Linked DNA regions of Homo sapiens: region 2 is linked to region 1. A link is a loop called in an ENCODE intact Hi-C map of the cell type or tissue named here. Cell type or tissue: heart left ventricle. All regions are shown on one strand. Each heading gives the region's core, and the rest is flanking DNA. Links, peaks and the distances in the headings are about the cores only. Region 1 holds the start of MIR221 (microRNA 221). Region 2 has its middle 27 kb from the start of MIR222HG.

Evidence for each region. Peaks named below come from ENCODE experiments on the same cell type or tissue, not always from the same donor. Only the 100,000 strongest peaks of a DNase experiment are listed, where the experiment ranks them.
Region 2: a loop joins it to region 1, with 9 times the contacts of the local background. A loop is called at or near these places in 9 of 110 quality-filtered maps.

Annotation. Positions count from the first base shown.
Region 1 is chrX:45,743,751-45,754,645 of GRCh38, forward strand. It overlaps MIR222HG (miR222/221 cluster host gene), which reads right to left. Exons shown (of 2, transcript NR_170290.1): 2 at 1,464-10,895. It overlaps MIR221 (microRNA 221), which reads right to left and starts at 2,516; the gene lies at 2,407-2,516. MIR222 (microRNA 222) reads right to left here and starts at 3,374; the gene lies at 3,265-3,374. In heart left ventricle, for the core only: a CTCF peak has its summit at 5,802 (motif pointing left); no DNase peak of the experiment used is centred there; H3K4me3 peaks cover 3,275 bases; H3K27ac peaks cover 3,419 bases.
Region 2 is chrX:45,792,247-45,803,141 of GRCh38, forward strand. No RefSeq gene overlaps it. Among named protein-coding and RNA genes, the nearest start is that of MIR222HG, 27 kb to the left of the region's middle. RefSeq lists enhancers at 9,634-10,212, 10,875-10,895. In heart left ventricle, for the core only: a CTCF peak has its summit at 9,497 (motif pointing right); no DNase peak of the experiment used is centred there; H3K27ac peaks cover 261 bases.

The DNA of each region.
Region 1 (10,895 bases), core at 1,601-9,600:
GTTCACAGCACAAAAGCAATTTGTCTCAGAATGAACCTTACCTTCAGTCTCACTCATATCTGATTTACATGAGATTCTAGACTTTTGAGTTGATGCTGGAACAAGTTAAGATCTCTGGGGCTACTGAGATGGAATGAATATATTTCATACGTAAGAACATAAATTTGGGGGGCCAGGAGCCAGACACTATGGTCTGATTGTGTCCTCCGAAGTTCATATGTTGAACCTTAGTCATCAGTGTGATAGTATTAAGAGGTACAGGCTTTAAGAGGTGATTAGGTTACAAGGGAAGAGGCCTCACTGATGGGATTAGGCTCTTTAAAAGGGGCTTGACGGAGTGTGTTCTTTCTCTTCTCCTATGTGAAGACACAGCATTCATCTTCTTTTTGCCCGTTCATCATCATATGAAGAAGCAGTAAGAAGGCCCTCACCCAACACTGAGTGCCAAGGCCTTGGCCTTGGACTTCCCAGCTTCTAGGACTATAAGAAAATAAATTACTGTTCATTATAAATTACCCAGTCGCGGGTACTTTGTTATACCAGCATGAATGGACTAAGACAGTGATCAACTCAGTTGTCAGAGGTCAGGGGTGGGATTGAATGTTGAAAGCTCCAACCCTCTAATCATACCTTGGTCTTTCTGACAACCAGCCTTCATCCTGAAGCTAACTTGCCACCACCTCTACTCCCCGCTAAGCCAAGTCATCTCATTATCTTGTTAGCATACAGAAAGACACTCATCACTCCAGAGAGTCCAAGGATCTTAGAAGCTCTTGTGTCAGGAACAGGGGACTAAGACCAAATACTTTAACAAAAGATGCTATCACCTCTATTAGTTAGAAAATTATGACAGTTTTAGCAGCTCTGTTCCAGGAACTGAGGGTGAAGACCAAATATGTCTTTTTCTTATTATATTATCACAACATTCAATCTTGCTTTGAGGATCAACCCAATACTTGTACCTGAGAGGGAAATGTAAACTTATCAATGGAATTAGGGAGTTCTTCACACCTGGCACCACTGTCAACACCTTCTCATTTAATGATAGGCAAAGGGACTCAAAGAACATCAGAAGTAAGGAGTGGAGGACTGGGCATGGTGGTTCAAGCCTGTAATCCCAGCACTTTTGGAGGCTGAGGCGAGAGGATCACTTGAGCCCAAGAGTTCTGTACCAGTGCACTCCAGCCTGAATGACAGAATGAGAACTCATCTCTTTAAAAAAAAAAAAAAAAAAGTATGAGTGGACATGGGAGAAGAGAAACTGTCCCTTTGGTAATTATGATTTATTAAACATAACCATGTTGCACAGAGCCACTTATTTCTCTTAAAAGCCTGTCAAACGTCTTAAGTGGAATTACTTTCTCTTCCCGGGTCACAAAAGCCAGTGGCTCAGGTACAGAATAGATAATAGAACTGATTGGTGAGTAGGAAGCCAAAAGACACACACAGAGAACAGTACAATCTTTTAAAAGCTCCAAGTCATTAGCTTTATTTTTACTGAATTCAGCATGGGATGACAAAAATGCATTATATCACTACCATCCATTATTACATGTAGACATTTATCCTTGTATTCTTTATATGTCCATTTTCTACGTTAAATCTGTTAACCAATACTAATTTAAATTACATGATTTCCTACTAAAAATATGCAGTTCATATAAGCAAGGGCAAATAAATCCTCCTTAAAACATTTTATTCCTTTATAATTGAGAACTTAACAGTCTTAATGGCTAGTTCTTAAAAAATGTTTATAGGATTAAGTTTATTTAAGAGAGCAGACAAACAAAACATATTGTAAAACTAGTATTTTCCAGAAGCAATTTCCATTCTCTTCCTTTCTTCCTGCAAACTGGTGTTTTATCTTTACAAGTTCTCTGTCATTCCATAAGAAAGCTGAACAGTGGTTAAAACATCCAGTTTGCTTGAATTCCTGAGTGATTCAGATTCCAGTGAGATTGAGGGTCATTCATAACAGTTACAAGGCTGGTGTGGTAAAGGGAGAACAAAAATAAACTGGGTTTCTGCAGGTAAGTGAGAAGACAAAATGAAGAGGAATAAGGTTGTAAGGCAGTATGATTAGGCTTGTGGGTGCTATGCCTTCTGATAATAATTATGAACAGAAATAGAAGCCAAAAAGTAAACAACATGTAAGTTGTCAATCTTTGACAGTTGAGGCAGGGAGAAGGAAGGAAGGATGACATTACACCTTATCTCTGGTTTACTAGGCTGGTGTGTGAGACCATTTGGGTGAAATCGTATTGAAATCATTCATTGCTGAGGTGATCAGCTTTCTTGCGGTCCTTTCTCTGCACTCTATTCAATGATAAACTCCACTGGTTTATACCTCCTGGAAAACAGTTATTCAGAAACATTATAGGGGTAGCATTGGTGAGACAGCCAATGGAGAACATGTTTCCAGGTAGCCTGAAACCCAGCAGACAATGTAGCTGTTGCCTAACGAACACAGAAATCTACATTGTATGCCAGGTTCATGCCCCAGACCTGGATGTTCAGCTTGCAAGTAATTCTCACATACTATTTCAACACAACTGCCTACTGCATTCAAGATTTCAAAATTGGCATTTGTCTTTTCTACCACAAGGAAAAGAAAACCAACAGTCAGAAATGCTGGGACTTACCTACTACCAACAAAATTTCCTTAAACCATCATATCATCAAGTTGTCATCATTTAATCATGACATCATGTTGAAAATGCCATCTAAAAGTCAAGAGATGAAAAAGCTGGATGGAAGGAAGGTCGGATAGATAAACTGGTAGGTACGTGGGCAGGTGGGTGGATGGATGGATGGATGGGTGGATGGATAAATGGGTGGATGGGTAGGGGTAGATAGGTAGGTAGGTAGATAGATGAATAGATTGATCTATCCAAATGATACCTTTCATAGGGGGGAAAGAGAAAAAAAGAGGTAAAACAAAAACAGGTAAGAGCTAAAACATGGATAAATATCCAGATTCCTCCCCCTTGTAGTATTGAAAGCAAATAGACCTCATCATTCATAAAACCTTGAAGGTTCCCAAGCCCCAGCTGATAATGTTGGACTTAACACCCTAGAACTTGACTCTCTCCTCTCTCTCTGTCTCTCTCTCTCTCTCTCTCTCTCTCTCTTTGTGTGTGTGTGAGTGTGTGTGTGAGTGTGTGTGTGTGTGTGTGTGTGTGTGTGTGTGTGTGTGTGTAATTCAAGGTAAAGTTTTCATTATTAAAGACTGCCCAATAATCTCTCTCAGGACACTGAAGCAGAAGCTAGAAGATGCCATCAGAGACCCAGTAGCCAGATGTAGCTGCTGATTACGAAAGACAGGATCTACACTGGCTACTGAGCCATTGAGGGTACCTACACCTTCCAGCAGCTGGGTGATCCTTTGCCTTCTGGGGAGGGGCTCTGTGGAAGAAAAAAGAAGATATCAGATTTCAATTGCACATTTTCTTTGGATCATGAATTGACATTTTGACAATATTCCCATGTACGTAATTTTAAACAACCTCTGGATTTATTTACTTATCCAACAGATACTGACTGAGTGACATTAAATAAAGTGCCACATATTTTCTTAGGTGCTGGAGATCCAGCAGCAAACAAAAAAAGTGGAAAATCTCTATACTTCTACAGCATACATGATTCCTTGTGACAAAATCTACAATCAATTATTTGGTATGTTTTGCAGTAAAATGGAAATATACACAAGAGAAAAACAAACAAGCAAACAAAAAACCAATCTACCATTTTATTGTGGCTTGGAGCATTTTTGTTGCTTCCTGTCACTTTAACTTGGGTAATCTAGCAATGATGCACATATGTAAAGTAAATTGCAGTTAAAAAATTCTTTCGTGTTACGAACTGAGGATAATACAGTTATTTTACCAAATATCTCAAACACCAAAGAAAATTACAGAAAATGCATATTATAATAAATATTCAAAGCAGGTGCTCACTAGCATGTCAGTTCCAAGCTTTCCTCCCATGATACAATGAAGGTAACAAAATAAGTCACAGGATTGGTGTTCTCTTTGCTATTCATTTATCCACCCCAGAAATACTTACTGAGTACCTTCAATAAGTACCTTTCAGTACCTTACTGAAATACTTCTGCGTGCTTTATTCCAGGCACTGGGAATGCAACACTGAACAAAATCCTTGCACTCACGGAAGTTTAAGTCTAAGATTTAAGGAAAGGGTAGAAAAAGACTGAAAAAAACCTCCATAGATATGGACGGTCATTTCATAGAGTAATGAAACAGTTAAGAGGAATGCTATTTTCGATAAGGTGGCTAGGAAAAGCCTCACTGAGGGCCTGGCATTTGAGTGGATTCCTGAAGTAGGAGGAGAAGAATCATGTACATACCTGGGGTGGGAAAGGACACCACAGGGAGAGGCAAGAGTCAGAACAAAAAGCACTGAAACAGGAAAAAGCCTGGTATCTTGGACAAGGTGTTCTTTTATTAGCACATGACCACATGGCCAATTATTGTTTCCTACTTTTAGGATTATTCTAGAAGGTAAATGACTATGCAACTTTTCTCCAAGTACACGTCTTAGAATCCTTTGCTGTGAATTTAAAATGCTTCAGCTATCACTTAGAAAAGATTTAATAAAGCTACTGTCAATTGGAAACTAGTACCATTTGATCGGACATGCAGCTATACCACAGTATGACACACACATATTTATCACCAAGAGAAAAGTGGCTTTTTAAAAATGTGTTAGCTATAAGAAAAGATAACCAGCTTTCTGGGAGCTCTAAATATATACATATCTAGGGAATGATTTAACTATTTAATCACAGATGTCTAATTTTAAGAGGCAACTCACTTGCCAAATTATAGTAATAGTGCTTCACCAGTGTGGTTAGCTCTTGGTGGGGGAGGATAAGGGTGGAATTTACAAGGTGAAGCAGGGGTTTTTTTGATTGCTTGCTTTTTTTTCTCTTTAAATAAGTTAAGGCCAATCCCATCTATGAAGTATATTTTGGCACTGCCTACAAACCAGAGCATACATACTGAAGTGGGGGAAAAGACCGTTTATATAGGTTTGGCTAAGTCTTACCCTCAATGTAAAATAAAGCATTTGTAGAACACACAAACTTACATTTCATAAACCACTAAAACTAACTGTTCATAACTCTACTTTTATGAATAAGACTAACAATTAAAGTGAGGCAAGGGTTTAGTGTGGTCACTTTCAATGCCAAAATACAAAAGATTATCTTTTATAAATCTTTACATTTAGATGAGAAAAGGTAAATTTTTAATTCTCAAAGGTATCTATTCTCCACATCTTAGTACTAAAGTTAAGGTGGTCTTTTGCCCCTTGTTTTAAATTTAATCTAGGTAATACAAATAGGAAAATCTGTAAATAAAATTTTATTAAAGGTTATTCTGTAAATTAGTGTCAACCACTAAACAATACTATACAGTTTTAAGTTTATTAAAAACACAAAGAATAGAATATGTAGAATATATAACACCATAGAATATTAACCAATAATGCATTTTCAGTTTAAAAATAAAAGGAAAAGAAAAGAAATAGGTTCAAACTAGAAATGTTGAGTTATATAATTCTGTTATCTAACAATTAAGATGACAACTAAGCCCCAAGGGTGAGTGATAGGACTGTAACCAAGGTACTTCTGCTCAAGTCCTAGTCACACTGCAAACAAACAAAACAAAAATAATAATAAACAAAAACTCCCATACATTCTGGCTAAAGACCATTTATTTGAGGTATGAGAAAGAGTTTAAAGGGAGGGAAAGACTATTAAAAGTTAAGCCTGCCACCTGCTGTTGGAAGGCCTGCTTTGAACTGGGATAAAGACCATTTCTTGAAATGTTAACCTAGAATTTGAAGAGCTTACACTCCACACGGTTAGAACAGGGGCAACCTATACACCAAACCAAGAAGTAAAGAAACCCATTGATGTTTAAAGCTACACTGAGAGAGATAAAAGTCACATTCGCATCAAAGTTCTACTGGAAATGAAAGAAATGCTGCTTCGTGCGTCATTCTACTGAAGGAAGAGTAGAATTACTCTGTCTTTTAAACTGATTACCTGGACAATTCTATTTTGCCCCCAAAAAGCATCTCTGACTTTAGAAATTATCATTTTTAGAAAGAAATTTTGACCCTAGGGACTATATGTGGAAGTAAATGAAGAGAGATGAACGATTTCACAGCATTGCCAGAATGCTAACTTTACCAAGTCAAAATTGTCTAATTCACTGTTTTTAACACAAATGTGAAAGAATCTATGCTTCTTTGAGTAAAAGAACTTCCAGATGCTTTCCAGTTCCATGATTTTCTATAACCTCACAAAGTCTGGCCCCACATGTCCCCCTAAACCCCATCCATGATATTTCACATATTTTTGTTCATGCACCAGTAGTTTTCTGTAACTAAATAGGAATAGAGTCAAATTCTATCACAATCATGTTTAGGGATTTGACAGAGCATAAGCCAGTCCACTATTCTAATGAAGTCAGAGTTTACTTTAGAAGTGAACAAAAACTGCCACCCACAGTGTATATCTCATGTTAAGTGATTCTTAACATATACACAAACACAGACACAAAACCAAAGGGATACAATGAAACTTTGAGAGATGTTGAATACATCCATTACCTTGATTATGGTGATGGTATCACAGGTGTTTGCATATATCCAAACTCATGAAATTTTCCACATGAAATATGTGCAGTTCTTTATCAATTATACTTCAATAAAGCTGTTTTTTTTTTTAAAAAAAGCTGCCTCCCACACCGTTAAGAACAAAAAGTCCAATTAACTCTAACTGTAGGCCAGGGAAGAAATGCACCCATGTATACACAGTGCGCCACAGGGTGAAATTATGCTAGAGGAGAAATCAGCCTTTTAAATACAGGTGTCTAATTAAAGTATGTTCTTATGAACTTGGATTCCTTCTGTGTTATGTTATGTTAGAGCAACTGAGCCAGGGTATCACCATAACCGGGCACGTGGTTGAAACCCGTCCAGCTCTTGCATACCTGAGATCCTGTGACTACACTGACCAAAAACATTTATACCAGCTGATGGTCACTTGATTCTCACATCTCTCTATTTAGTAAATTGCTCCGCAAGCCAACTTGAAGACTGAGGTGAACATTCTCTGGGACGTTCCTGCTGAAGACATTTTTTTAAAAGACATTGCCCCTGCCAGATAATTCTAGTCTGAACAGGCCTCAGAAGGGACTGGTTGGCACAAGATCCTAAAACAAGCTTCTAAAGGTGAAACCACTCAGAGCCCATAAAGACAGACTCAGACTAGTTTTTTAAAAACTAATATTTAACAATTAGGTGCATGCCTTTAATCCTTCTCAACGAAAAACAACATTTTTTAAACAATCAATAGATGAAAACATGAAGCATTTTACTCATTGCAAACACTCAGAGGAAAAGGATAGTTTTAACCTAAGTAACAAACAGTCTTTTTATGGACAAGTTTCAGAAATTAATTGCCCTAAATCCATGTACATATATATCTCTCTTTGTCCCTCTCCCCACACTCTGGAAGAAAACCCTAAGGCATTCTCTACATACAATGTCAGCAGTGTGCAACGATGGTGAGGAATTCTTGTCGTTTTTAAATAAAAGAAAGAGGAAAATAATTTGCATTCCATCAATGATAAGTAAAAACAAAAGAAGGACGTCAAAATAAAGTAACTTCTCTGAGCTTGTGAATAGCAGAAAAACCAGTCAGTTCTCTCAAGAATTCATGACTTAGAGACTTATTTAGTGACAATTAACCCATTACTACTCTATACTATTACCGAGGCCTTTCTGTGGATTTGGTCTCATTTTTAAGCCTTGTGCTATTTTCTAAAGGCATCAACATCGCACATGTCTACCATTGCAACCTTCATTTATAATCAGATCTCTACCAAGCCTCTGCTTTTGGCACTGTACAGAACTTCTTTTGTCATACAATGTTCTTATGGTACAAAATTCTTTGTGTCGTCTTCCTTGAATCTTCCCATCAAGTTTCCCTCTCCTCAGATGGACTGATGGAGGAGCAAAATTCGGCTTCTGAACACTGCCTGACAAGCACTTCCCTCCCTGCAAGGCCCAGCTCTCTTATAGGATGCTAAGGGACCTTCCTGGATTCCTCTGGAAAGTTAGCTGCATACTACTGGGGGCTGGTTCCCAGATCACTGAGTCTGTGGTCTCAGCCAGAAACACAAGACACATTGCTCTTCAATTTGTTTAGAAATGTGTCTCCCTGTGAGAATATGTGCTCTTTGAGGGTAAGAATCAGTCCCATAATTTTGAGATTCCCCAGGTACCAGCATAGTACACTAGATCATAGTCACCTTTTAGTAAATATTTGTCAAATAAAGAAATGTGAGTGAATAGACAGTAAAATGCCTGACACCTATACTGATACATTTCAAAAAACAACAAACACAAACACACACACACACACAGTGGAAGACTATCTCCATTCAGGGAAACTCTTGTATTTCTTCATCCTTTAAACATTTCTTGCTTTCTCTCTTAGTTTTATGGTAGCTTTCTGTAAGATTTGTGGGTGCTTATAAGATCATGCTATTTGTAAAAGAGTGTATGTTCCTTTTAACAGAAGTATGGACTAGTGAAAGCACTGTCTTAGAGTGTGTTTGTGTACCATCACAGGTTTGTAGCACAGAAGGGTCCTCAGGGAAATAAAATCTACTCCAGTAAAATGATAAAACTAAGACAAATGAACAGGTAATGAGGGAAGACCAGAAAGAGAACATCCATATATACAGTTTCTTTTGCTTATGATGGTTATCAGAAGCTCAACCACATTAGGTATCAATTATTATGAGTTCTATGACAGTATGTGGACTTTTAAAATTAAGTGGCTTATATAAATAGCTCACACCACAATGGAAGAGAAAGGAAGATAGTTAGCAGAAGAAGTGTGAAGATTCGGAAAGACTAATAAAAATGATTTTTAAATGATGAAGGGCTAAATGTATTTCCCGCAGATGCTATTTGATGACCTATCAGGTACAAAACACACACACACACACACACACACACACACACACACACACTTCAGCAAAGAGGAACAGGATGAAAACATGGATTCTACTTGTGTAACAAAGAGAAAATGGAAACGCTAATTAAGATTTTTAAAGAAAGAATGTTCTAAAATGTGTTAAACGAAGGGAAAGAGGGGAAATAGATATTTTCAAACTACGAAGAAAGACTACAGTATAAAGACCTAACCTACAAGTCCAGTATTTGCTCCCAGAGTGGCTGCCACACAGTGGACGTGTGATCAGTTCTTCAACAGGTTGTAAGGAAACCTCAACTGTTTTGGAGGAAATAACTCGGTACACCCCAAGGACCATGCAAAGCCTTGATAATAGCACAACAGCATCCTTCTACCCCTTCTTCTCTCCTTATTGGTTGATGCTGGACTGTATTTGTGCTGACAGTGGAAGGTTTTTTGACAACGTATGGACAGTTCTATAGAGCAAAATATAAGTATCTAGAAAAACAACATCAATATAATTAAAAATCAGATTAAAAATTAGGATTCAAAACACTAACAAAGAGGAAAATGGCAAAATATCAAGCACTCAGCTTACAATTGGAGATGGTCTACAACATGACAGTCTGGAATGTAAAAAGGAAGCAGGATATTGAAGAGGGAGCACCACCGCAAGTGAGAAAAGAGCCAGGGAGAGAGACGTCAGTCAATACACCAGAAGAGAAAATGGACATAGGGAAGCCCAATGCCCAGATACTCATCAATGAGGCAAGAGCTTCATGGGCGCCCACTATTATTAACTAGGTAGAATAAGAAGTTTACCAGGTAGGGAAAACCAGAAGGTGGGGAAGGGAAGGAGGCTGAGGAGTAACTCTTGGAGGTTTAAAAAAAATGTTAGAAAAGGTGAGCATCCGGAGTCCATGACAAAGCGAAGATTATTCATAGGCCTGGGCAAAGTCAAGAGATGAAGGAAGGAAGTCTTTCTTCCTGTGCGGGGTGGGGAGAGCAGCAGCAGCAAACTTTATCACTAGGTTGAAAGGGGAAATAACAGAAACAAAACTGCTGTTTGTATTGATGGCAGTCACACAGGGGAAATCTGGTTCCTCTTTCTATGAGTGAAGAAAGAGGTCAGGGGAGGTACTTGGCACTAAAGGATGATATAACCTTGAAAGGACTGGCTCAGGGAGGACAAGAGAATGGTGTGTGTGTGTGTGTGTGTGTGTGTGTGTGTGTGTGTGTGTGTGAAGGGGAGACCTGGTGGAGTGTGAATGGCAATATGCTATGGGAGTCGTTTTCACTCAAAAAGGAATAGCAAAACCCTCTCATACAGAGAAAATGACAGGGCGCAAGGAGCTCAAAAATGAAGAGGAGCCTTCCACTTCTAACAAGAACACACTAGATGTAAATTGGCAATGCTGAAAGAGCAGTGAGTCCCAGAGCCAGAAGGAACTTTCCTAAGGTATCCAGCCCGTGGATAGTCTAAATGTCCCACGTAGATGTGACAAGCCAGGAATGATCCCAATTTACCTAGCTCCAGAATTGCCTGATCTTCTTCTTGACTCAATGCCCCCAACCTCACATTCATCCCCTTGCTTCCCATTTCTAGCTAGTAGGTAACAGCACTGAGCCCGTTCAAATTTCTCACAGACAGTCTCTATTCATTCTGACATTATCTCTCCAGTAAGTCCTACTCTGGTTATCAAACTTTCTGTAGTCTGGAGAACAAACAAATCCCTAATATGGTCATTCTTTTCATGCTGAGAGATCAAACTCATCCTATTACTGGGATCAGTAATAGTAAATGCAACCCTGACACCGACAGGAGAGAGTCGTCAGGTACATTACCACTTTTCTTCACAGCTGCCCCTATGAATGCCAT
Region 2 (10,895 bases), core at 1,921-9,920, 49 kb after region 1:
TGCCAAGTGGACATGACAATTCTAAATGCGTATCTACCCAACAAATGACCTTCAAAATACACAAACCAAAAACTGACAGAATACAAAGGAGAAACAGGTAAATCTACAGTTGTCGTTGGAAACTTCAACACTCTTCTCTCAGTAATATATAGAAATAGACAGAAAACACCATCAATCAATTAAATTTAATATTTATAAAATACTCTAACCCAGGGATCCCCAACCCCCAGGCCATGGACCAGTACCAGAACGGGCTGCACCGCAGTAGGTGAGCAGCAGGCGAGTGAACATTACCACCTGAGCTTTGCCTTTTGTCAGATCAACAGACGCATTAGATTCTCATAGGAGTGGAAACCCTATTGTGAACTGCACACACGAGGAATCTAGGTTGTGCACTCCTTATGAGAATCTAATGCCTGATGATCTGAGGTGGAACAGTTTCATCTCGAAACCATCCCCCCACCCCCTCACCCCTCCCACCCCCATACCAATCCATGGAAAAATTGTCTTCCATGAAACCAGTCCCTGGTGCCAAAAAGGTACATTCACTGAGATAGACCATACTCTAAAGAATAAACCTTTAATAAATTTAAAAGAATTAAAATAATACACAGTATGTCATCTGGCCATGATAAAATTAAACTAGCAATCAACAACAGAAAGAAAAGGAAAATTTCCCAATACATGGAAATGATACAACACACTTCTAAATAATTTTTCAGTGAAGGGAAAGTCTCAAGTGAAAAAAATACATTGAGTTGAACAAAATGCAAATACAATATATCGGCCGGGTGCAGTGGCTCACGCCTGTAATCCCAGCACTTTGGGAGGCTGAGGTGGGCAGATCACTTGAGGTCAGGAGTTTCAGACCAGCCTAGCCAACATAGTGAAATGCTGTCTCTACTAAAAATACAAAAATTATCTGGGCGTGGTGGCAGGTGCCTGTAATCCCAGCTACTCGGGAGGCTGAGGCAGGAGAATCACTTGAACCCGGGAAGCAGATGTTGCAGAGATCCAAGATTGCACCACTACACTCCAGCCTGGGTGACAGAGTGAGACTCTGTCTCAAAAAAAAAAAAAAACAAAAACAAAAACAAAACCACAATATATCAAAATCTGTGTGATACAGCTAAAATAGTGCTTACAGAGAAATTTACAACATTAAATGTTTATATTAGAAGAAAAGAAGGTCTCTAATCAACAATCTAAGCCTCCACCTAAATAAGTTAGAAAATGAAGAGCAAAATACAGCCAAAGCAAGCAAGAAAGAAAAAGCAGAAAGCAATGAAATTGAAAGCAGAAAAACAATAGAAAAAAATGAAACCAAAAGCTGATTCTTTGAAAATATCAGTGCAATTGTTAAAACTCCAGCAAAACTAATAAAAAATAAAAGGGAAACACAACTTAACTAATATTAGGAATGAAAGAGGGAATATCACTACAGATCCCACAGACATTAAAAGAAGGGAATGTTTATAAATTTGATGGATGATGTTACTAGTATTTTTTGATGAACTTATGTTGTCTATGTTTATAAAGGATACTGGTCTGTAGTTTTGTCATCATTATTTTGTTTTGTTACTGCCATTGGTATCAGGGTAATGTTGGCCTTATAAAATAAGTTAGAATGTTTTCCCTCTTATTCTAGAAGAGACTGTCATTTCTTCCTTAAATGTTGGAATTTACCACTGAAACCATCTGGGTCTGAAGATCCCTTTTTCAGGAGATTTTTAAGTATGAATCCCGTTTTATTAATGGTTATAGGACTATTCAGGTTGCCAATTTCATCTTAGGTGAGTTCCAGTAGTTTGTGGCTTTTTCAGGAATTGGAGCTGCAAGACGTTCTTGTTGAATTCTCAAGTTTGATTCAGTTACTTGATCTCCTTGAATTCCAGAAGAGACCACCTGATCTGGGATCTTCCAGATTGTCACAGACAGGTTCCCAACCTTCTTGGCAACAATCAGATAATGGGTAAGGGGAGCTTAAGGTTGGGGGAAGCTGAGAGGAGGATGCTGATGGGTTAAATTTCAGGTTCCCAGCTTCAGAGCCCGGGTTGTCACACAGCACAGTGGTTAGCACAGCCATCAAAATTCCTATTGCCTGGCCAGGGCAAAGGATTTGAAATGTTTAGTTCTATGAAATGAGCTGGGAACTGTGTGGCTGGAGGTGGGGCCAGGGGTGGTAGGTGGAGGAGGGGTCAGGTCTAAGAGTAAAGCTGGCCAGGGAAGGCCATGGGGACTTCACCACTCTCTCTCCAACTACAGCAACTACCCTCTGAACCACCTGCTGGGAGGCTACCTTCTGGGATTCCTCCATTGTACAAGAAGCAAATACCCAGGCACAGGGTAAGTGCTGACACAGTCTCTGCCTACATGTGACAAGGAATATTTTTTTAACTCTTTATTTCTTTTAAGAAAATTTAGCTTCCACAGAAAAAGTTTGAAAAACACTGCCCTCAGATACCCCAAAGGAGGTGACTTGGGTTTCTGGCATGGGCTCCTCAGGACAACAACAAGCCAGCCATTCCCAACCCAAGGCAGGGGACCTGAGTGGAGTCAGCCTGAGTTTGGAAACAAAGTCGTGGCACCCAACTGAATGGCTGCAATTCTTCCCCCATTTAGTCAGACTCATAAAGCTGAAAGTAACCTCATAAATCTCTCTGCCCATGCCCTTATTTCACAGATGAGGAGACTTCTAATGAAAAATTTCTATCAGCGTTTGACAAGCTATTCTTTCAGGAGATGTTTCCCCTACACCTGGCATTCTCATGATGGGGAATAATCTATACTTTCAAGGGACAAACACAATGATGGAATCTGAAACTTGAGGTGAAACTGGCTACCATTTAAGTTTTGCATATGGCAAATTGCCACATGGGAAGGTTTAAAAAACAAAAAAAACAGACTCAAGTCTGTAGCCCAGGAACCGATCATTCTATTGTAACAGGAGGTCAGGCTCTGCTAACCATCATGACCAACAGATGAACAAAAAATTGGTATGCAAGTCCATATGAAGCATAGAGCTTTCTGGAAGCAAAAAAAAAAAAAAAAAGTCAAATCAACTACAAGATGGCTAAGACAACTACTAGAAGAGATGTTCCTGGGAGATTCTAAACTGCATTGCAAACTTGGGTAAACTGACCAATCGTTTTGGGATAGAAAGGCAGAAGAAACTATCAGGCACTGTCATCACAGTGGGTAGGATTCCGGACACACCAGTACCAAACAGGTGTGTGACCACCTGCCTGGGACTCTGCTTCTCATTTCATAACCTCTAAAGGTGCTTATTTTGGATAAAAGTATAGAATTTAGGATATTAAAAATGCTTTTCATGTATTCAACTTAAAAACCACATTTATTCCATCCAGCTCTGATGGGGCAGAAATAATTTATCATCATCACAGCAGGCTGCAAGGGTCCAAAGCAGCAGCTTCCACAAAGGCTTCATGGAATCTCCCTCCTTGAAAATGATGAATACTAGAATGGTTTAGGTTGGCATTCCCTCCAGACCCTCAGAAGCTGGCTAAGTAACCTCAAAAGTACCCTGTTAGTTCAGTAATTCTGTGAGTCAATGGAAAAATAACAGCAATTAATCTTGGGCTCTATGTTTCCATGCCTTGCTATTAAAGAAAGAACATAATGAAATATGCACAGATACAGCTTCTTTCTAGTTTTATCTCAGAACCTGATAAAAATAACTTACTTTTGCATATGCTCACTGCTGTATCCCCAGCACCTAGACAGGATCTGGTATAAAGTGGAACCTCAGAAATATTTTTCCAATGTCATTATTACACCAAAATTCTGCAAAATGAAAAATATGCCTTGAAAAACAAATTTGTTATTTATACTGATATACGAATAAGAAAGGAAATCTCAAACTCAACATCCATTTTGCTGTATGTTTTTTCTTGGTATAGGCTTGGTGAAATCAGAAAAGGGAAGGTAACGCATATCCTCTCTATCATTTACAATGTGATTTTGGGCAAATGACTTGAATGCTCTCTTAAGTATCTATGGCCTCATTTCTAAAATAAGGCCAATCATCTCTTCCTCACAGTGTTGCAGTACAGATGAAGTGTGTAATAACTGTTTCAGAGCCTGGCACACAACAGACAGATATTTAACAAATAAACACACATGAAAGAATACGGGGAAACCTCTTATCTTCTCCTTCGACCTCACACATGAGCCCTGAGTAAAGGTTAGTATCATCCATGTTATTTTCTGAGTTTCTCCGCAAAGAGATGAGTCCTTCAATCATTATAGCAAGAATTCTCTGCCCTGGCTGTGATCAGAGACCCCAGGGGAGCTTTCTAGCCAGGTAATTTGCTGACCTTGACTCTCCAGGCGTGGGCAGGAAGAGAGGGGCTCTCTGGTGTGGTTTCCCGCCTGCTCCTGAGCACTCAGGCCCTGACCCAGGCCCTCCAGGAGCCCAGGTACTTGAAGACAGAGGGGCACCAGAAAGGTCACAGGCAGCGTGATGCTTCAGAGGCAGATAAGAAGGAGGCACAGCATGAGGAGCACCAGTGAAAGGATGGCCAGCCCAAATTAGGAGAACATGAGCTCTGCCTGAGAGAAGCATCCTTAATTTAACCAGTACATGAAAAGCAGTTTGGAGATAGCTTCTTCAAGCTGTGATTTGACAGAAAGTTCAAGTGAATATATACCTAAGCTTTCCAAAAAAAAAAACAGATCTGAAATTGGCTGGTTAATTTGGCCCAAACCATAACATATGGATAGATCGAAATGCTGCTGAAAGCCTCCATTTTAAAAGTGGCATATGTATTTTTTCAATGTAAGTTTTAACATTTTTTAAAAAATCATGAGTGATGTAATCAGAAGGTCAATAGTTGCAATGCTGAGCAAAAGCATTTCTCTTTAAGAGGGAGCCAATCAAGGAGAAGTCTTTCTCATCTTGACCTCCTAGACAAGCCAGATGCTACTTCAGTTCTTTGTATAATTTCAAGGATGTTATAATCCTTCAGGACTCAGTTTCTCCATCTGTTTAAAAAAAAGCGGGGAGGGATAGATCTAGCTAACTCCAAAATACTACACTTCTCTTCTGAAAATATAAATCATTGTTACTTTCCTCTGGGCCAGGTATTTCATTGTCAAATATGCGGTATCTTTGAGTACGTGGTTCGTGAGAAGGGTAAGAGGAAATAGGGTTTCTAAAATAACACAGATTCACACAGCCTTTAAGAAAAAGTTCCTAGAGACCTTGTTCACCTCAAAACAGGACAGACCAAACAATATTCCCCCCTTTTTTCTTTTTAATCAAATTTCCATGACTCCATCTCCCAGATGCCACAAAACCTCTCTCATATAAGCCAAGGCTTAAGATAGAATAAATCTACTTATAGGCTGGGAACTCTCTTGCTAAGTATGGGTTTGTGATAATCACATCAGATGAGCATGGTATCGAGTTGAAAGGCCCACACTGAGGATGGTGAGAAGGCCACATGGGCCTGGTGCTATATGCTATTCAACACCCCTGCTCAGCTCATAGTGAAGAGTGTATGATACAGACAAGGAAAATCCGAGGCTTAAAAAAGTGCTTTCATTTAATATTGATGAGGGGAGAATCACATATATTTTTATGATATATGCAAAGTATAATCAAGTTAAAGTACCAGCACAGGCCCTATTTTGTAACATTCTCAAATAATAATGGAGGAAAGGTCACAAAAACCAAATGCGGCCAAGACCAGTCTATTTTTAAAGCATGAGGTATTTAGAGTACATGAAGAAAAATGAATTTTTCATTAACTCCAACACACAGAAAACCTTAGTATTCATTAAATGCCATAAAAACTCTTCACATAGGCTTTAAACTTGATAATGCCACATGCTCTAGAAACCCAAAGTAGCTATAGAATATTAACATTTATTAAGCACTAAGAACTGCAGACTACATAAATAGGGAAACTGCTCACTTACAAATGCAAGAATTCAAAAGCACATAACAACAACCAATCCTAGGAACAGTTCAACAGTTTAACTCGCTTCAACAGCCTGATTCTATAAGCACTTGAAGTGTTCCTGGTTTGCAGTGATGAAAGTTCATCTTTAAAAACTAAAGAACTACTACTGTAGCCAATGGTTCAACAAAGCACATATGTTGAGAGTCAATGAAAGAAAATTAATTAGGAATAAGAGAATTTGTACTAACATAATTTCTGCAAAGTGAAATGTCTTCTCTCAATATTTATAGGGAAAACATGGATCCCTCCTTTTCTCACACCATTTCTTAGGCATATAACACTGTGCATAAAATGCCCAACTTATACCATTTTGTCCTAAAAAGCACAAAGCCATTTTTAATTACAGACAACTGCAAGAAGAACCAATACAACTCTTTTCCCACTTGCTGTAAGGGGAGAAATATACAGAGAGCCAGAATGTTACTGAAAATGCTTAATGATAAACTCAAGTTGCCAAAGATGGAGGTTTGTGAAAAATAATCAATCCTGCTAAACATTAATGTGAAAATGATCTCTTAGAAATCCAATCTCCAATAAACATGTCAACAGAAAGTTTTAGAAGTATATAGCTGAACAGGCAAATTATTTCTCCCATTTCCTTCGGAATGTTTTCACATTGCTCTTACAGTTCGGTTCATGAGATGTAATATGATCTAGTACACTGTGTAAATGGATTCATTTGGAAAGTCTCCTTTCATTCACAGGTCTGAAAAATGCTTGCTTGCTGCGTTCCAAAGGAGGCCATTTTATAATCAGTAGTTTTTATAAGATTTACTTTGCGTGCTTCTCATGTGATTAGACACTGGCAAGGTCAGCCCTGGTGTGGGGAACAACTGAGCATTAGCAAAATGCTCTTGCTTGAACGCTCACAAGCCTACAATGATCTGTTCTTAGCCCTCAGTTATTACCTTCCCAAGGCATCCATTAAGTTTCAAGTATTTTACCCGAAAGGAGTAATAAGTTAACAGCCACAAATGCATGTCTAAATGCTACATGCAAGTTTACTTCTGTCAGTAAAGAGAGCACAGGGTGGGAGGACACCTAAAGCTCCCCATGACCCAGTGGGGTTGCCTGAGTGGTAAGGAAAGGAAAAAAAGGGGAGAGGAGGGAGAGACAGTGAGAAGAGAGAGAAGCGTGACAGGGAGAGAAAAGGAGAAGCAGGGAAAGAGGGAGGAGGGAGAGAGGGAGAGGGACACAGGGAGAGTCTGGGGAAGGAGGGAGAGAGAGAGAGGAGGGTTCCTAATAGTAGGTGAGAAACTTAAAAAGACACTAAATTTCTCTGCTTCCCTACGTGGCCTTAAAGGCAGGTAATTCCATGTTTGCTTTCACTTTCAAACAACTTTACCTATGCATATAGGTGAAGCCTAAAATTAAAATGAATTGATAAAAAAAATTGAGAGGGCCCAATTACACAATCGATGGAAAAGCAACACGTTTATACCTCCCAGTCAGGAAGAGCATTCTGAGAAAGGAGACTTGCCAGCTTCCAAAGGCACTCAGCCTTGACAGCTTGGCTACTTCACGGGCTGACTGCAGCTCAAACACCTGTTGGTATCTTGGAGCCACAGCACATCCATCCTTCCCTCACGCCAACATCAACCTGATGGTGAGCTTTCTGAGTAAGGTGTCTTTGTTGGTTGGTTGAGGCCTTCACGTCCTTCTTAGTTTGGGAGGCACTTGCATTTCATATAGCATCACCACATCTATCGGAGTTGATTTGGGGAAGGTGGGTGTGGAGCAGTGATAAAGGAAAACGTTACATCTCTGTGGAAATTCCAGGCCTTTCCACTTCTTTCAGGTACACCAGAGTTCACTGTGGTCATTATATTCAGAAGACTCACACAGTGCAAAAGGCAGTATTTTGGGGAATGAAGCCATAAACCAGTAAAATAAGCCTCAGACTGTTTCCCCAATTTATTATTCTCATTATTCTCATCTCCCATACACAGTATGTTACATGGGGTGCAACAAAACCAAGAAGTTGTTTAAGGATCAAAAATCACTTCTATTTTTAAAAAATAACTTGTAATAGAAATATTTTTGCAATATTTAAGGCAGTAAAAATTTAGCACTCTTAGATAGCCCAAACTGTTACTTTAAAAACCAGATAAATATATATGATGCTTAAATGTGGCAAATATTTTGAAAACATTGACTAGTATTTAAGATATCAATTTTAAAGAATAAAATATTTGATTCATTAATTTGTCTTTTGTTTTAAAACTCAGTTACTGTCATAATAAAAAAAGTTGGCAAAATAAGGTTCACTTTTCAATTGCTTTGTAATTTGTCGTCCTTTTTCCTACCTCCCAGTGTGTGAGAGACAGCTACACAAGTTAAGGCAAAATATAAAACTCCCCTATGGCTCAATTTCCTTTTAAGTAACATGAGGAAATTGTCAATGATTTGTTTCTGCCCCTCATAACTTTTGAGAATAAGTAAAACTTATAAAGTACTTTGCAAATACAAAAAGCTGTTTTAAAAGATGGGGCAGGGGATGGACAAGCAGAATAAATATTTCTAGGTCAAAATTCTTATTTCATAACTACCTTTTAATTTTCTAAGTCTCCTGTATTTTCAAAATGTATTTTATAACAGCCACAATCCCTAGAGAAGCATTTTTAGTAAACACTCTTTGAACTGAGGAAGAACTGTCTCAGATTTGCAGCCTAAGGAGACACGATGACTAAAAACACTGTGGGATCCTGGATGGGATCCTGGAACAGAAAAAGGACATAAGTGGAAAAACTGGTGAAATCCAAATAAAGTCTGCAGTTTAGTTAGTAGTTCTGTACCAATGTTAATTTCCTGGCCTTGATAAGTATACCACGGTTAACAGAGAAAGCTGGGCAAAGGGTATATGGGAACTCTCTGTACTATATTTACAATTTTTTTTTTTTTTTTTTTTTTTGAGACAGAGTTTTGCTCTTGTTGCCCAGGCTGGAGTGCAATGACGCGATCTCAGCTCACCACAACCTCCGCCTCCCGAGTTCAAGCGATTCTCCTGCCTCAGCGCCCCCCCCCGAGTAGCTGAGATTACAGGCATGCGCCACCATGCCCAGAGGCTAATTTTGTATTTTTAGTAGAGACGGGGTTTCTCCATGTTGGTCAGGCTGGTCACGAAATCCCGACCTCTGGTGATCCACCCGCTTCGGCCTCCCAAAGTGCTGAGATTACAGGCATGAGCCACCGCACCCAGCCTATTTTTACAATTCTTCTGCAAATTTAAAATTAGTTCAAAATCAATAGTTTTTAAAAATCATTCTTTGAGTAAGAAAATCAATTGTTACATGTTTTATTAAGAACCTAACTCTTGGCCAGGCATGGTGGCTCATGCCTGTAATCCAAACACTTTGGGAGGCCGAGTCAGGAAGATCGCCTGGAGCCCAGGAGTTCAAGACCAGCCTGGGCAATGTGGCAAGACCCTGTCTCCGTAACGAGGGGAAAAAAAAGAACCTAAATCTAAATTAGTGTGTACTGTAATACATTATAGTGAAATGTTTCCACTAGATGGCACTCTGTTTTCTTCAGTGACCAGAGACACCTCTTCACACTTCTAGTATCCATCACCTGATAGAAATATTTCTTGAGCTTATTTTATAGCTCCAGTGGGCACACGTCTTTGTATAATTTATTCCGTGATTTGAGTCAAAAATATTGTTTGCTTTATTTTCTTAAAATGCCTTCTTTCAGGTTTCAAGCCTCACTATCATTCCAGAATTTTAAGACAAGGTTTGTGAATCCAGTCATTCAACATATTCAGTAAGCCATTACTTTGTGCCACTATTATCTCTACAGTCTGAGGAAACCCATTCTCTTTAGCATTGACCAACATAAAAACTGTCCATCCTCCTACACATTTGCAAACTGCATAAGATTCAAAGAGTAACTCTGAGCAAGGAGGAAACAAATGCTTTCCACCTTGTTTGCATGACTCTTTGATGATGCTGGACACCCCACTGATTTTTACTGCTTAAACAAAGGGTTAGCTATTCAAGAATAACTTCTAGCTTCCTTTTGTATGTCAAAGCTGAAAACCAAAGTTCTTTTTTAAATTAAAACCAAATAGCTAGGAGTTCACCAGTTCCAATGAGGTTCGGCTTCTGCACTCCAATCATATTTATTAATATCTATAGCATTTCCTGGTCCATTCAATAACCTCCTTAATAAAACATTTCTGTTGTCCATACTCCTCAGCTCATCACTGCTCTCTGCTGAAAAGCTCCAATAAACCCAAGACTCTAAGTTCCATCCAGTACTGAAGTTTCATTTTAGGAAAGGTATTTCAAACTTTGCTAATATGAGTTTTTTTTAAAGAAAAAACAAACTCATTCGGGGGCTTACATGTCAAAATGAAAATAGAGTCATGCTGTTTATTAACCAGTTTCCAAAGTGCTAAACCTAGATGAGATTGGAAAACTTTCAATCTCTGACTTTACAGAATAAACGCTTATAATACTTCAGAATGAATTGGAAATAGTGATTCTGCATAAGAGAGACGATACTTGTAATATGTGGCACTAGCCAAAACCAAAAGACACAAAAACAGGAGACACCCTCAATTTGGATTGAGGTGTCCTGCAAAGGCTTGAGGCAATTCTTATACCAAACGTCCATATAAATCCCTCTGAATTCATTTTTCATTTATATACACCAACAAAAACGCTGAAGAGTAGAATACAATAACCAAATTGGATTTTAAAAGTTATTTCCTTTTAAAATAAGCAATCTGCTCTAATTGTGAAAGCAAAACTCTTAGATAAAATTTTTCCTAAATACAAAAAATGTTTCCTAAATACAACACTAAGCTCTACAGGATGGTTTCTCTGGACCCCTTGCCCAGGGTCAAGTGAAGTTAGGAAAATGGAGTTTCAAGGAAAATAACATTTACAAAATATTTTCAAGAAG